Regions from separate parts of the Homo sapiens genome. Here all the other regions are linked to region 1. Evidence: chromatin loops called from intact Hi-C (ENCODE). Cell type or tissue: B cell. All regions are shown on one strand. Each heading gives the region's core, and the rest is flanking DNA. Links, peaks and the distances in the headings are about the cores only. Region 1 has its middle 88 kb from the start of LINC01907. Region 2 overlaps SP100 (SP100 nuclear antigen). Region 3 overlaps SP100 (SP100 nuclear antigen).

What was found. Hi-C counts contacts between places; a loop is a spot of excess contacts. Peaks named below come from ENCODE experiments on the same cell type or tissue, not always from the same donor. Only the 100,000 strongest peaks of a DNase experiment are listed, where the experiment ranks them.
Region 2: it touches region 1 in a loop (2.7-fold over the local background); 4 of 110 quality-filtered maps call a loop at or near these places.
Region 3: a loop joins it to region 1, with 4 times the contacts of the local background. A loop is called at or near these places in 3 of 110 quality-filtered maps.

What each region holds. Positions count from the first base shown.
Region 1 is chr2:230,606,617-230,618,108 of GRCh38, forward strand. No RefSeq gene overlaps it. Among named protein-coding and RNA genes, the nearest start is that of LINC01907, 88 kb to the right of the region's middle. RefSeq lists enhancers at 4,693-4,752, 8,570-8,689. In B cell, for the core only: CTCF peaks have their summits at 4,926 (motif pointing left) and 5,136; DNase peaks (open chromatin) are centred at 3,755 and 4,925; H3K4me3 peaks cover 503 bases; H3K27ac peaks cover 1,437 bases.
Region 2 is chr2:230,536,619-230,539,118 of GRCh38, forward strand. All of the region lies in intron 24 of SP100 (SP100 nuclear antigen), which reads left to right. Among named protein-coding and RNA genes, the nearest start is that of SP100, 120 kb to the left of the region's middle. In B cell, for the core only: no CTCF peak of the experiment used is centred there; a DNase peak (open chromatin) is centred at 1,063; H3K27ac peaks cover 2,138 bases.
Region 3 is chr2:230,495,891-230,498,390 of GRCh38, forward strand. The region is part of intron 18 of SP100 (SP100 nuclear antigen); the gene reads left to right. The region is part of intron 3 of LOC101928816 (a long non-coding RNA gene); the gene reads right to left. Among named protein-coding and RNA genes, the nearest start is that of SP100, 81 kb to the left of the region's middle. In B cell, for the core only: no CTCF peak of the experiment used is centred there; a DNase peak (open chromatin) is centred at 1,081; H3K4me3 peaks cover 1,191 bases; H3K27ac peaks cover 2,329 bases.

The DNA of each region.
Region 1 (11,492 bases), core at 3,572-6,071:
TCTCTGGGACACAGCTAAAGCAGTATTTAGAGGGAAATGTATACCATTAAATGCCCACAGGAGAAAGCAGGAAAGATCAAAAACTGATACCCTAACATCACAATTAAAAGAACTAGAGAAGCAAGAGCAAACAAATTCAAAAGCTAGCAGAAGACAAGATATAACTAAGATCACAGCAGAACTGAAGGAGATACAGACACGAAAAATCCTTCAAAAAATCAGTGAATCCAGGAGCTGGTTTTTTGAAAAGATCAACAAAACAGACCACAAGCCAGACTTATAAAGAAGAAAACAGAGAAGAATCAAATAGACACAATAAAAAACGATAAACGGGATATCATCACCGATCCCACAGAAATACAAACTACCATCAGAGAATACTATAGACATCTCTACACAAATATAATAGAAAATCGAGAAGAAATGGATAAATTCCTGGACACATACACTCTCCCAGGACTAAACCAGGAAGAAGTCGAATCCCTGAATAGACCAATAACAGGTTCTGAAATTGAGGCAGTAATTAATAGGCTACCAACCAAAAAAAGCCCAGGACCAGATGGATTCACAGTCAAATTCTACCAGAGATACAAAGAGGAGCTGGTACCACTATTTCTGAAGCTATTCCAAACAATAGAAAAAGAGGGACTCCTCCCCAACTCATTTTATGAGGGCAGCATCATCCTGATACCAAAACCTGGCAGCGACACAACAACAACAACAACAAAAAAGGAAATTTCAGGCCAATATCCCTGGTGAACATCGATGCAAAAATCCTCAATAAAATACTGGCACACCGAATCCAGCAGCACATCAAAAAGTTTATCCACCACAGTCAAGTTGGCTTCATCCCTGGGATGCAAGTCTGGTTCAATATACACAAATCAATAAACGTAATCCATCACATAAACAGAACCAATGACAAAAACCACATGACTATCTCAATAGATGCAGAAAAGCCCTTCAATAAAATTTAACACCACTTCATGCTAAAAACTCTCAATAAAATAGATATCAATGGGACGTATCTCAAAACAATAAGAGTGTCATAAACAATATTTATGACAAACCCACAGCCAATATCATACTGAATGGGCAAAAGCTGGAAGCATTGCCTTTGAAAACCAGTCTAAGACAAGCATGCCCTCTCTCACCACTCCTATTCAACATAGTATTGGAAGTTCTGGCCAGGGAAATCAGACAAGAGAAAGAAATGAAGGGTACTCAGCCAGGCGCGGTGGCTCATGCCTGTAATCCCAGCACTTTGGGAGGCCGAGGCAGGCGGATCACCTGAGGTCGGGAGTTTGAGACCAGCCTGACCAACATGGAGAAACCCTGTCTGTACTAAAAAAAATACAAAATTAGCCAGGCATGGTGGTGCATGCCTGGAATCCCAGCTACTCGGGAGGCTGAGGCAGGGGAATCACTTGAACCCAGGAGGCAGAGGTTGCAGTGAGCCGAGATCGCGCCATTGCACTCCAGCCTGGGGAACAAGAGTGAAACTCCGTCTCAAAAAAAAAAAGAAAGAAAGAAAGGGTATTCAAATAAGAAGAGAGGAAGTCAAATTGTCTCTGCAAATGACATGATTGTATATTTAGAAAACCCCATCATCTCAGCCCAAAATCTCCTTAAGCTGATAAGCAACTTCAGCAAAGTCTCAGGATACAAAATCAATGTGCAAAAATCACAAGCATTCCTACACACCAATAATAGACAAACAGAGAGCCAAATTATGAGTGAACTCCCATTCACGATTGCTACAAAAAGAATAAAATACCTAGGAATCCAACTTACAAGGGATGTGAAGGACCTTTTCAAGGAGAATTACAAACCACTTCTCAATGAAATAAAAGAAGACACAAACAAATGGAAGAACATTCCATGCTCATGGGTAGGAAGAATCAATATCATGAAAATGGCCATACTGCCCAAAGTAATTTATAGATTCAATGCTATCCCCATCCAGCTACCATTGACTTTCTTCACAGAATTAGAAAAAACTACTTTAAATCTCATGTGGAACCATAAAAGAGCCCGTATAGCCAAGATAATCCTAAGCAAAAAGAACAAAGCTGAAGGCATCACACTACCTGACTTTAAACAATACTACAAGCCTATGGTAACCAAAACAGCATGGTACTGGTACCAAAACAGATATATAGATCAGTGGAACAGAACAGAGGCCTCAGAAATAACGCCACACATCTACAACCATCTGATCTTTGAAAAACCTGACAAAAGCAAGCAATGGGGAAAGGATTCTCTATTTAATAAATGGTGTTGGGAAAACTAGCTAGCCATATGCAGAAAACTGAAACTGGACCCATTCCTTACACCTTAAAAAAAATTAACTCAACACGGATTAAAGACTTAAATGTAAGACCTAAAACCATAAAAACCCTGGAAGAAAACATAGCAATACCATTCAGGACATAGGCATGGGCAAAGACTTCATGACTAAAACACCGAAAGCAATGGAAACAAAAACCAGATTTGACAAATGGGATCTAATTAAACTAAAGAGCTTCTGCACAGCAAAAGAAACTATCATCAGAGTGTACAGGCAACCTAGAGAATGGGAGAAAAATTTTGCAATCTATCCACCTGACAAAGGGCTCATATCCAGAATCTACAAAGAACATAAATTAACAAGAAAAAAACAACCCCATCAAAAAGTGGGCAAAGAGTATGAACAGACACTTCTCAAAAGAAGACATTTATGCAGCCAACAAACATACGAAAAAATGCTCATCACCACTGGTCATCAGAAAAATGCAAATGAAAACCACGATGAGATACCATCTCACGCCAGTTAGAATGGCGATCATTAAAAAGTCAGGAAACAACAGATGCTGGAGAGGATGTGGAGAAATATGAACACTTTTACACTGTTGGTGGGACTGTAAATTAGTTTAACCATTGTGGAAGACAGTGTGGCAATTCCTCAAGGATCCAGAACCAGAAATACCATTTGACTCAGCCATTACTGGGTCATACCATTACTGGGTACATACCCAAAGAATTATAAATCATTCTACTATAAAGACACATGCACATGTATGTTTATTGCAACACTGTTCACAATAGCAAAGACTTGGAACCAATCCAAACGCCCATTAACGATAGACCAGATAAAGAAAGTGTGGCACATATATACCATGAAATACCATGCAGTCATAAAAAAGGATAAGTTCATGTTCTTTGCAGGGACATGAATGAAGCTGGAAACCATCATTCTCAACAAACTAACTCAGGAACAGAAAACCAAACACCACATGTTCTCACTCATAAGTGGGAGATGTACAATGAGAGCACATGGACACAGGGAGGGGAATATCACACACCAGGGCCTGTTGAGGTGTGGGGGCTGGGGGAGGGAGAGCATCAGGAGAAATACCTAATGTTGATGACGGGTTGATGGGTGCAGCAAACCACCATGGCACGTGTATACCTATGTAACAAACCTGCATGTTCTGCACATGTATCCCAGAACTTAAAGAATAAAAAATAAATAAATAGGGACTAAGGAGGATTAACTTCTATCCCAGGAGAGGAGACAAGAATACCCCAGAGCTGGACAAACTTTGTCACAAACCATTATCTCTGCTTCTGAGGTCCAATTCATCTCTCCCCAAAACCATTAATTCTCCTCTAAGTTGCCTGCACCTCCCCACCCCTCTCCACCATGAGGAGGGTATTCAAGCTCCTCAGTCTCACTGGTTTGAAAGTGTTCCCTTTTCTTTCCTGTGATGCCCCAGTGCACATAATAAATTTGTGTGCCTTTGCTCATGTAATTCACCTGCTGTGTGTGTGTGTGTGTAAATGGGGTTTCACTTTGTTGCCCAGGCTGGTCTCAAATTCCCAGCCTTAAGTGATCTTCCAACCTCAGCCTTCCAAAAGTATTAGATGTTAGGATTGCAGGTATGAGCCTGGCAGGTGTTTGCTTGTTTGTTTGTTTGTTTGTTTTTGTTTTTGAGACAAGGTCTTGCTCTGTTACCCAGGCTGGAGTGCAGTGGCACAATCGCAGCTCACTGAAGCCTCAACATCCCAGGATCAGATGATCCTCCCGCCTCAGGTTCCTGAGTACCTGGGACTACAGCACGCCACCACCCCGCCCGGCTATTTATTTTTTTGTTAAAGAAGTGATCTTACTATGTTGCCCAGGCTGGTCTCAAACTCCTGGACTCAAGCGATCCTCCCACCTCAGCCTCCCAAAGTGCTGGGATTATAGGTATGAGTCACTGCCTCCAACCTATTTTTTAAATTTTTTTTAGAGACAGGGTCTTGCTTTGTTGCCAAGGCTGGAGTGCAGTGGTGCCATCATAGCTTACGACAGCCTGGAAATCCTGGGCTCAAGTAATCCTCCCACCTCAGCCTCCCAGGTAGCTGGGACTATAGGCATGTACCACCAGCCCACTAATTTTTTTGGTTTTTGTAGAGACAGGGTCTCACGATGTTACCCAAGCCGGTCTCAAACAGCTAGGCTCAAGCCATCCTTCCACCTCAGCCTCCCAAAGTGCTGGGATTACAGGCATGAGCCACCGTGCAGGGCCTGATAGTTTATTTCATAGACTCAGCTACCAACTCCTTAGAGTGTAGAGGGAAATTCTTCTCCACACACACCCTTCAAGGTTCTCCCTCCACCCTCTGCTGCCCTGGACACCCTCCCTAGACCTTCCCAGTCGGCAACCTGATGTCAGGAATCCTCCTGAAACCTGCTCCTGACTTCGCAGGTCTCAGTTCTGATCCGTAGGAGCACACAGAACAGAATGAAAGGCAGGGCTCTCCTGCGAAGGTTGGTTTTTTATTCTGATTTTAGCAAGTAAAACTCTACTTGAAATTTGCGTCTGACCACGGGTTCTCTCCCCTAAAATTTCCATACTCGCCCCAACCTGATTCCCCTCTCCAGATTCTCCAGAAAGTCTACACTGCCCTCTGGTGGCATAATGTTGCTATTGCACAGTCTCCTTTCAAAGCATCCTGTAACGTTTCTTCTTGTCAGTCATCCTGTTGTCCATCCTGGAAAAATAGAATTCTTCTCAACCTTCTAAACGAAGATCACAAAATCAAGGTCAGAGTGCCATTATTTACTTCTAAATGACGGTGGAATAACATAAAGAATAGGTGCATGAGATGGTTTTGATATGTGGCAGTTCACGTGCCCACAAATGGGTTTATGGCCTACGCAGAGAACCCTTAATTCAAATTGCTAGGTGGATACTGTGTCTTTGATGCTCTTCCATCCCCTTTATGACCTTTCCATCCTCCTAGGTCCCTGGGGACCTAGGGGTCTCCACAAACAATGTATTTCTGCCCACCCTGGATTTCCCTCTAGGCTAGAATGCTCTGAAGTGTAGCCTCCAGAGCAACTCAGACTTCTAAGGGCACACAGCAGTGATGCAGGGGACATTGAAGTTGCAGAGAAGTAAGGTGGCACCTAGATACCCAACTGTACGGCCTCCACTGGAGCACAGAGCCTGTCAGCTTCCCTGGCCTGCCCTGTAGATTCTCACATTGTGAGGGCATCCTTCCAGTGCAGGCTCAGAGGTGGCCTGAACAGAGAAGAAAATACTAGGTTATGGAGTGAGTTTAACCACGGCAGACAGTTGTCTTTATGAGGGGAGATGAGAAGTGGGTTGTTGTAAGTGGATGCCGTCTTGGGGAGGTGATTCATCCCCACAGTGTGGATTAATGCCTGCCATCTGACCGTTGCTCCGGAGGTGATGGATGTGGAAATGGATCCCAGGCAGAGATGGCTTTGAAAGGGCCCCCTCACCAATGGGAGCTCTCTCTGGCAGACATAGAACCAAACACCTCAAACACTTGTGGGGGTCCCATATACAGAACAAGATGTATCTTCTCAGACTGATAGCCATGGCTAAGATGGCCTCACAGCTCCAGCCCTAGGAAATATCTAGCCATAGTGTCTGCCGGGGCAACTAAGCGTTCGCAGCAAGTACAACAGCACCTGGAGTTGCCCTGTATCCCCGTTTTGTGGAAAAAGAAGCAGCCGCCATAAACAAGAGAACTTCATGTCACAAATCCTGAAAGTTAAAAATCCCAAGCGACAAAGAAATCTTAACGTTTCTTCCCAGCACCAACACAGAATCGTTCATAAATCCTAAATGTTTACTAGATGAAGACTGTGACCGCTTTCAAATGTTCATGATCAGTACTCTTTTCACGTGGCCTTTTTGAAGAATGTTGACTTCGGACCGCAGTGCTTCACCTTCCCACCGCTGCTGAGTGTCACACAGCGTCATCTTCCCTCCCTGCCTGCCATGAGGCCCTTCCTGCTCAGCTGCCCACAGCAAATCATGAAAGGATCACTAGGTTATATTTATAATTTTCAAAAACTTTAGAAACATACAAATATAAAATGAACATGTCAATGGTTTGATTCAAATCATTCATTAAACAAGGGAACCAGAAATAGGTTAAAACTGGTTCAAAGGAGAACTTGAAGAATTGAGATTTACATTGTCAGTCCAGTCAAAGGAATGCTGAAACAAATTTGCTAATATATGCAAAGCTGGTTAATATACTACTACACAACAAACTATATAAATCATCTTTTCTACAAGACAGTAAAAAATTATATCTCTCCAATGCAAAATGCATTTTCATTGTTATGGGCTAGAATCATTTACAAAACCTTCAAATAAGAATCTTCATATTATTATTCCTTTTCTGCAAGTTAACCTCTACCTCTTAGAGTTGTAAAATACCCTGGCTAATAAAGTTAATCAAAATTACATAGCAACCACTGCATTGAAGGAATACTCAGTCATCTCTTTTATTTTATTTGATATTATTTTATTTTATTTTATTTTATTTTATTTTATTTTATTTTATTTTATTTTATTTTATTTTATTTTGAGATGGAGTCTCACTTTGTCACCCAGGCTGGAGTGCAGTGGCGCAATCTCGGCTCACTGCAACCTCCGTCTCCGGGGTTCAAGCAATTCTCCTGCCTCAGCCTCTCGAGTAGCTGGGATTACAGGTGCCCACCACCACACCCGGCTAATTTTTGTATTTTTAGTAGAGACGGGGTTTCACCATGTTGGCCAGGCTGGTCTCAAACTCCTAACCTCAGGTGATCCACCCGCCTAGGCCTCCCAAAGTGCTGGGATTACAGGCATGCACCACCGCATCTGGTAATCTCAGTAATCTGTTAATTCTTCTTGAAAATGTATACATTAAAGTGTGTGGACTTGATGTGTTAAGGAACTGGGCCATTAGTCTCCAGCCTTCTCCTCTCTGGAAATGGGGTTTATGTAAATGCCAAAGCTCCTTTATAAGTTCTGAGCCCCTCAGTAGTTTTTCCCCTATAAAACTGGGTTTTGCTCAGGTGCATTTCTGCTAGCTAGGAGGCAGCTTGAAGTCCTGGCAAGCCAGGCTGGCATTCTAGAGAGTTCAGTGTAATCACAACACAGAAGAGTACCTGGGCCTGGCCTTCCTGGAGACATATCAGGGAGGCCCTTGGAGCAAACTTTTTCTATACAGGACCAGATAGTAAATATTTTAGACTTTGCAGGTCGTAAAGTTTCTGTAGCAACTACTCAACTCTGCCACTGTAGCGCAAAAGCAGCCTTAGACCACATATGAATAAATGGGCACGGCCGTGTTCCAATAAAACTTTATTTACAAAACAGGCCATGGGCTGGATTTGGCATATGGACCACAATTTGTCTACCTCTGGTAGAGAGAATACAGGAGCTTTCATTCATTCACACAGTTAATATTAGCTGTGATCCTAAGTGAGCCATACCTAAACCGATCCCATCCCTGCCTTCACGGAGCTCCTGGTGTGGTGGAACGCATAGTTTACATAAGGAATTTTAATACAGGGTAATAGCAGAGATGGCAAGTCAGACAAACCTAGTCCAATGAGAAAACACCACTTAAGTTGAAACATAAATACTTACTAAGATGCTGAATTTGAGGTCCTTGTGACATATCCAAGTAGCAGTGTCATTGGACAGGTGTTTATAATAAGTCTACAGCTCAGAAAGCCAGCCCGGGTCGGGCGCGGTGGCTCACGCCTGTAATCCCAGCACTTTGGGAGGACGAGGCGGGCAGATCACCTGAGGTCAGGAGTTTGAGACCAGCCTGACCAACATGAAGAAACCCAGTTTCTATTAAAAATACAAAATTAGCCGGGTGTGGTGGCACAGGCCTGTAATCCCAGCGACTCTGGAGGCTGAGGCAGGAGAATTGCTTGAACCCAGGAGGCGGAGGTTGCAGTGAGCCGAGATCGTGCCATTGCACTCCAGCCTGGGCGACAGAGTGAGACTCCGTCTCAAAAAAAAAAAAAAAAAAAGAAAGGCAGCCTGGGCTGCAGATCAGATCTGGAAGCCACTGAAGCCTCGGGGGTGGCTGACGTTGCCTGGGAGGGTGAGTGGGCAAGAGGAGCTGTGTGAGTGACTACACCCTGTGCTTCTCAAACTTGAGCGCACAGCTCACTCACCTGGAGGGCTTCTCAAAACACAGATTGTGGGGCCCCGCCCCCTAAGTCTCAGATTCAGTACATCTGGTTCGAGGCCAAAGAATTTGCATTTCTTTCAAGTTCCCAAAGAAGAAGGTACATCTGGAGTCTAGTCAAGTTTTGAGAAAAGGGCTTTTCATTACAAGCAGAGTGTAACCAGGAAAGATGGCTCCTTGTACCCACCAGAGGAATAAAAACATCTTTTAAGAAAAGTCTAAGATTCTGACATTTTGGTTACAAAGTCAAGAAATAAGCTCCACCTAAAAAAAATCATCATCATTGGCCGGGCGCAGTGGCTCACGCCTGTAGTCCCAGCACTTTGGAAGGCTGAGGTGGGTGGATCACGAGGTCATGAGATTGAGACCATCCTGGCTAACACTGTGAAACCCCGTCTCTATTAAAAAATACAAAAAATTAGCCGGGCATGGTGGCGGACGCCTGTAGTCCCAGCTACTCAGCTACTCGGGAGGCTGAGGCAGGAGAATGGTGTGAACCTGGGAGGCAGAGCTTACAGTGAGCAGAGCTTGCGCCACTGCACCCCAGCCTGGGCGACAGAGCGAGACTCCATCTCAAAAAAAAAAAAAAAAAAAATTCATCATCATGAGATGCATCCATTTCACTGGCATTAGTCATCTGAGACTATCTAATGCAGAGCAATAAATTCTTTCCATGATGCTGGATATCTCTTGGACCTCCCTGTAAATAATTTTTTTTTTTCTTCTTGAGATGGAGTTTCACTCTGTCACCAAGGTGGGAGTGCAGTGGCGAGATCTCGGCTCACTGCAACCTCCCCCTTCTGGGTTCAAGCAATTCTCCTGCCTCAGCCTCCAGAGTCGCTGGGATTACAGGCACCAGTCACCATGACTGGCTAATTTTTTTTCGTATTTTTAGTAGAAAGGGGGTTTCACTACATTGGCCAGGCTGATCTCGAACTCCTGACCTCAGGTGATCTGCCTGCCTCGGCCTCCCAAAGTGCTAGGATTACAGGCATGAGCCACCGCACCTGGCCCCTGTAAATAATTTTTTTTTTTTTTTTGAGATGGAGTCTCGCTCTGTCACCCAGGCTAGAGTGCAGTGGCGCAGTCTCAGCTCACTGCCAGCTCCGCCTCCCGGGTTCATGCCATTCTCCTGCCTCAGCCTCCCGAGTAGCTGGGACTACAGGTGCCGGCCACCATGCCCAGCTAATTTTTTTTGTATTTTTAGTAGAGACATGGTTTCACCATGTTAGCCAGGATGGTATCAATCACCTGACCCCATGATCCACCTGCCTCGGCCTCCCAAAGTGCTGGGATTACAGGCATGAGCCACCACGCCCGGCCCCTGTAAATAATTTTTAAAGAGGCAACCTCGATGGGCACTGATCAGTGAAACAGAGGTCATTAGAGCGCTTGCTATCTGAAGGCGGAAATCCTCCATCCACTGGGCAACACTAGCCCTTGACTTAATTTCATTACAATGAAGGTGAATTTGGCTCTGGTCACTATCGCTCCAGCTCAGAAAGTATTCTGGCTGCAGTGAGCCCTGGAAGAGACAGATCTGAAAATTTACTGAGGTTAGAATCAAGGCACCTTGGAGTCAGGCAGCCATTGGTTGGATTTCTAAAACTGTCATTTACTTTGAGTGGCCTAGGGCACATTACTTTCATTTTTGTGAGTGTGTGTGGTTTTTGTTTTGTTTTGTTTTGTTTTTTTGAAATGGAGTCTCATTCAGTTGCCCAGGCTAGAGTGTCATCGTGCTACCTCAGCTCACTGCAACATCCACCTCCTGGGTTCAAGCAATTCTCCTGCCTCAGCCTCCCAAGTAGCTGGGATTACAGGTGCACACCACCACGCCCAGCTAATTTTTGTATTTTTAGTAGAGATGGGGTTTCTCCATGTTGGTCACGCTGGTCTCAAACTCCTGACCTCAGGTGAGTCGCCCACCTCGGCCTCCCAGAGTGCTGGGATTAGAGGTGTGAGTCACCACACCTGGCCTAGGGTACATTACTTTCTGCATGCTTGTTTCCTTATATGAGAATATAAATAACTATAGCATTTTTCTGAAAGATAAATTTTTAAAAGTATGTGAAAAGAACAGAATTCTTGGCCTGTGGTAAGTACTCTATAAATGGTAACTATTTTTGCCATTATTTCCATTTTCACTGTTGTTTGGAGAAGAAATGAAAAGTTGAAGAGAGTGTTTAATCAGTTCATAAAGTTGCCAGGGGACTTTAACAGCTCACAAGAGTAAAATGCTAAAAGAGAAAATCTCCAAGCCTTAGGGAAGAAGCTTAAGGGAGTTACACAGGAAGTTTAATGCCCTTTATATTTGTGTGTAATAAACACACATCATAAGAAAGGAATTCCCTTAGCCGGGCGGGGTGGCTCACGCCTGTAATCCCAGCACTTTGGGAGACCGAGGCGGGCGGATCATCTGAGGTCAGGAGTTCAAGACCAGCCTGGCCAATATGGTGAAACTTTGTCTCCACTAAAAACACAAAAATTAGCCGGGCGTGATGGCACATGCCCATAATCCCAGCTACTAAGGACGCTGAGGCAGGAGAATCTCTTGAGCCCGGGTGGTGGAGGTTGCAGTGAGCTGAGATGGCGCCACTGCACTCAAGCCTGGGTGACAGAGCGAGACTCCGTCTGGAAAAAAAAGAAAAAAGAAAAAAAAATCATTTCATTTCCAAACTTATAAATAACTGGCAACAAGTATTTTTGCAGAAAGCACTAGAGCAAAGTACTCTCCATCACAGCTGAAAAAGGGTTTTATTTAACTTGGAACAGCTGCAGGCACAGAGACTGAAATGTTCCTGCCATTGAACATTGAGTTAGGGAGTTCCCAGCTACACAGGGCAGGGCAGCATCTCTGTAGGACACCTGGAACCAAATGGGCTGAACTGGAACAGAATGAAAGAGAAATCCAGGTGGGACCAGAGAAGTAACTATTCCAAAGCCCTGCTCAGGTGAGTTTTGACTCAAGAAGAATCAGAAATCAGAAGTTCATCTTGGGGCTTCCTATA
Region 2 (2,500 bases), core at 1-2,500, 74 kb before region 1:
TACCACTCCCTAATTCCTGCTTCCCTGAATATAGATACATTTCTGCTATATAAACCCCTAACTTTAGTGAGTCAGGGAGACAGATTTCAGACTGATCTCTCATCCCCTTGGCTGCAGCACCCGACTAAAGCCTTCTTGCTTGGCAATACTCATTGTCTCAGTGATTGGCTTTCTGCGTGGCAAGCAGCAGGACCTAAACTGAACCCCTGGTATTTCAATAACAAAATCATGGGTGACTTCCCTGTCTAAACAAAGTCACATTTTGATTCTTTTCATTGCAATGAGATGAGCATTTTAGGCAGGGTCAGCCTTTTGCACAACTGCAAGGAGCACCTTTTGCTGTAAGAATGCCATGTAAGCTAGGCACAGTGATTCATGCCTGCAATCCTAGCACTTTGGGAGGCTGAGGCAAGAGGATCACTTGAACCCATGAGTTTGAGACCAGCCTGGGCAACATGGCAAAACCCCACCTCCACAAAAAATACCAAAAATTAGTCAGGCATGGTGGGACACACCTGTAGTCCCAGCTACTCCAGGGGCTGAGGTGGTAGGATTACTTAAGTCCAGGAAGTTGAGGCTGCAGTGAGCTGTGATCGCACCACTGCACTCCAGCCGAGGTGACAGAGTGAGACCCTGTCTCAAAACAAAAATGCCATGCAGCTGGACTGGTACAGGACACTAATTGAGAGGGGATAGAAAAGAAGTTGCCATGCCCTCTATTTTCTTAGCCAATGCTCTTCCCTAGCAAGATCTAGATCAATCCACACTGTTTCTGTTTCTTTGCTGGAGGTGAGACCCTTCAGTAGTCAAACAGCTCTCATCTCTGGGGTCTGCATAACTTGTTTGATGACTAAGGGAGACCCATAGGGCCATTTCTTACAGCCCACAGCCAAGCCCTCTGTGAAGAGGAAAAGGCAACTCTTCCAGCAAGGAAGTCCTCACCCCTTTTCAAAAACTTTCCTAGACAAACTTGTAGGCTGTTAATGACTCTAGTTATGACCTCCCAGCCCTTACTCAGGAGAAACCACTTTGTAATGTGGGTTTTCAACCTTGGCTGCACGTTGCAATCACCTGGGGATCCCCCGCAACCGCCTGACAAAGATTCTGATGTTATTGGTCTGAGGTGCTGCCTGAGAATTGGTGTTTCCAAAGCTCCTCTGGTGTTTTGTGTTTTTCTAGCACAAGAAAAGTTGTGAGTCACTGTAGTGCAATACAGTTCGATCACAATTGCCACAATTGTGTAGGGTCCATCAGAACCACCTGAAGGGCTTCATAGACCACAGCTGGCTAGGAGCTACCCCTAGGCTTCTGATTCAGCAAGTGAGAGGCAGAGCCCAAGGCTGTATATTTCTAACAAGTTCCAGGTGCTGCTGCTGCTGGTCCAGAGACCACTGCATTAGAGGCCAGAGTTCTCAACTATTGACTGCACATTAGAACCATCTGGACAATATTTAAGACATACTGATGCCTATACACCAACCCAGACTAACTGAATCAAAATCTCTGGTAATGGGGCTCCAGAGATGTTTTTTAATGCTCCCAGGGGATTCTACTGTAGAGCAAGTTGAGAACCACTTGTAAGCAAAAGAAAAAAATTCTTACTAAAAAGGTTAAAGAGACATACACCAAGTTTGCAGGCTTTCTAGACAATGGAACTTCAAACATAGGATTTGCCTGTGGTATTTATTCTTTCTTGGGGCCCACTTGCAGTGTACTTTATAGGATGATGTATCAGAAACCTTGACCCAGCAGCCTAAAAATAGTGGTCAGCATCGATGAGTCTCATCTGTTACAACAAAAAGGAAAAACAGTTACAAGGCCCCACTCCAGGGGAAGCTCAGGCACCCCCCTTGGAGATGTGCCCAAGAAATGGCTCCTAATAGGCCACTCAAATTCTGCCATTGAAAGGGAACACATGGGCAAGATATATCTTGCAGCCTAGAATTGTTTTTATTTATGTGACTTTAGTCTCTTCTTTGTATAGTGACTTTGTAGAGGAAGAGAAATTACAACACCTTACATGCCTAAGTCATGGGGACTCTTCCTCCAGGTTCCCAGAGCAAAAAGCAAAAAGCCCTGTACTCCCTGGTGCCCACCTGGTCATCTTGCCCACGGTTTTTCCATCCCAGAGGTACTGCTGCAGGCCCAGAGCCCTCCAGGAAAAGAACTGACATCTAGGAACTCCTCCCCCAAGCCCTTTCTTCAACTCATTCTTGCTATGACAAGAGTGTGGGTTGCAGTGATATCTCAGAAGTTTATTCCATCATATTAAATTCTCAGTAAATCACCCTTTGGCAAGTCAGTTTAAAGGATACGATGTAGACAGCTAGAAAAGACACTATTTCTGGGCCAGGTTTTCCCAGCTGTTTAATAAATTGCTCAAAAAATCTCTAATTCATCCTATTTTTGTCACTAGTCATCATGTCAGAATCTCTGGTTTCATAAAGAAAACTTTTCTGGCCTGACACACAGCCACTATCTACTGAACTTTGCCGCAGAC
Region 3 (2,500 bases), core at 1-2,500, 110 kb before region 1:
TTTTTCCCATTACTTCTGATTATTTGTCTGTCACTCATATACATAGATATATATGTTTATGTAAATGATATATTTTCAAGTATAAGTAACTTTAAATATAACTCTACTATAAATAAGTATATACATATAATATTTCTAGCATCTCTATCATTTTTATTTCTATACCTATCTGTCATCTTGGTTATATTCCAGTTTGTACTTACCCAGGTCTAAGATGTTTTTTCCGTCATGTTTCTACTGGTTTCTATAGAAGCCTCTCTACCTTAACTATTTTATTAAAATACTTGGATTTGTTAAGTCTAAGCAGAAATCACATTTATTCCTTCTACTTCCTTTTCAAACCTGTTCTCTCAAATAGTTCTTTTCTTGCCAATGGATGAAGTCTTAGGTAAGCCCTAGAGCTATGCTAGTCCCTTTTAGCGGTAATATCTCATTTAATATTAAAAAGCGTGAGCTGATATAATATTAAAACTGGAAATTATGTGGTAGGGAAGCTGGGTGAAGTCAGCATTTACTTTCATCCACACTTCCTCTCCAACTCCACTCAGTGTCTATTGCTTTCAGCTAATTTGGGTCTAGGAGGAGGAGGAGAAGGAAGTGGACAGGAGCAGGAATGGTCCTCATACTATATAGGTTGGTGCAAAAGTAATTGTGGGTTTTGCCTTTTAAAAAAAAAGGGAATAGCAAAAACTGCAATTACTTTTGCACCAACCTTATAGATTTTGGTGTCTCCTAGATATGGTGGATGCATGAGCCATATTCATTTGTGAGTTCTTCAGAGACACTCAACTTAGAGAGAACCTCTCAACCAAAGTTCCCCTAATTCAGGAACTTCAACTGGATGCTTACCAATTCCCTCAGTCTCCCAGCTCTGGGAGGTCCACACTACACTCCTGCTGGGGTCAACTCATCCATCCAAGTGATTCTCCCAGACAGAATATCTCTCAAGAAGAACTAAGTGAGTTCCTCCTTTCCCTAGGGAGACCTATAGGAATTATGACTCTTCATACCCTCTCAACATTCTAGGATTGAGTCTATAAATGTCTCTGCCTTCCTCAAACTCCTGAAGGTGAAGATCAGTTACATTGAAACTGAAGTCTTCTCAGTTGCCTTAAGGACGGAGGAGCACTTTACTCAACTTCTATAACATGGTGTTAACCTTTAGTATTTGGGTAGGAAATCCAAGAATAGCCACACTACTTCCTGTGGGGTATTTGAGCAAGACAATTTGCAAAGAATAATTACAAAGGAAGTCCCAAGAGCTCTATAGTATTAGCAGATCTTAAGCCCCAAATCTTCTAGTAAGTAGAGCTCGAGTAAACGGAACTAAACTACTTGTATACCTCTAATTTGTTTGTCCTCAGTGGACTTTGATGAAAGGTGACTACAACAGGACCAAAGACATAGATGAACAGAAAAAGAGTCTTTGTTTGTCTAAGATATTTATGGTTGGACAAGTTCAAATTGTGGCCAGGCCATATAAAGAAAGAAAGGAAAGAAAAATGCAGGGAGATGGTGTGAGGAGGGAAAGAGGGAAGGAGGGAAGGATGAAGGGAAGGAGGAAAGGATGAAGGGAAGGAGGGGAGGGGAGGGGAGGGGAGGAGAGGAGAGGAGAGGAGAGGAGAGGAGAGGAGAGGAGAGGAGAGGAGAGGAGAGGAAAGGAAAGGAAAGGAAAGGAAAGGAAAGGAAAGGAAAGGAAAGGAAAGGAAAGGAAAGGAAAGGAAAGGATCAGCACCTTTAAACATGGCACTCATGAGATGCTCCTGCACATACCTCACTGTCTTTCTACCTACCCCCATCACCTGCTGAATCTAACAGCATATTCCTGAAATAGGGTTTTAATCAACCCTTTGTTAGTCCTAACCCTAAGGCTTTCTGGGACTTGAATCTCTATACAAATTCCCCTTGGACAATAATCTCTTGGTTAGTTTCTTAGATCCTAATTTTTTGGCCAAACCTATGTGAATAAGGTCTTTGGTCATTTTCACTGTATTTTCAGCCTCAAAGCCTTCATTGAGGGCTAAGATGGTGGCTAGTGTGTCACCATCATAATGAGCAGGACAATCCAAATTCTTGCATTGCTGCCATTGATTTCTGCCTACAACCAGAGGAAATCTGCAATGCTTCACTTCATTTTGCAATATCTGTATGCTGAAGTTTCTTCATTGGTCATAGGGGTAGTAAAAGTCTCTATCTCATAAATGAATTAGTAGATGTAAATATCTTGTGTTAGTGTCTAGCACATAATAAGCACTTAAGTCTTAGCCCTCATTATTATTATTCTTACAGTATTCTTTGGGATATAAATGAAACTGTCGTAAATTCTTTTTAAAATTAATGTTGGGGGGAGGCAAATGAATTTGGATTAATGTCACGGGAAAGGAAAGAAAATCTAGGATGAACCCAGGTTAACCATCAAAGGCTTGGTAATTGCAAGGCTATGTGTTACATATTTTTCTTTGTGTGTTAGGCTCTGGAAAAGTTATAGCTAAATAAAATT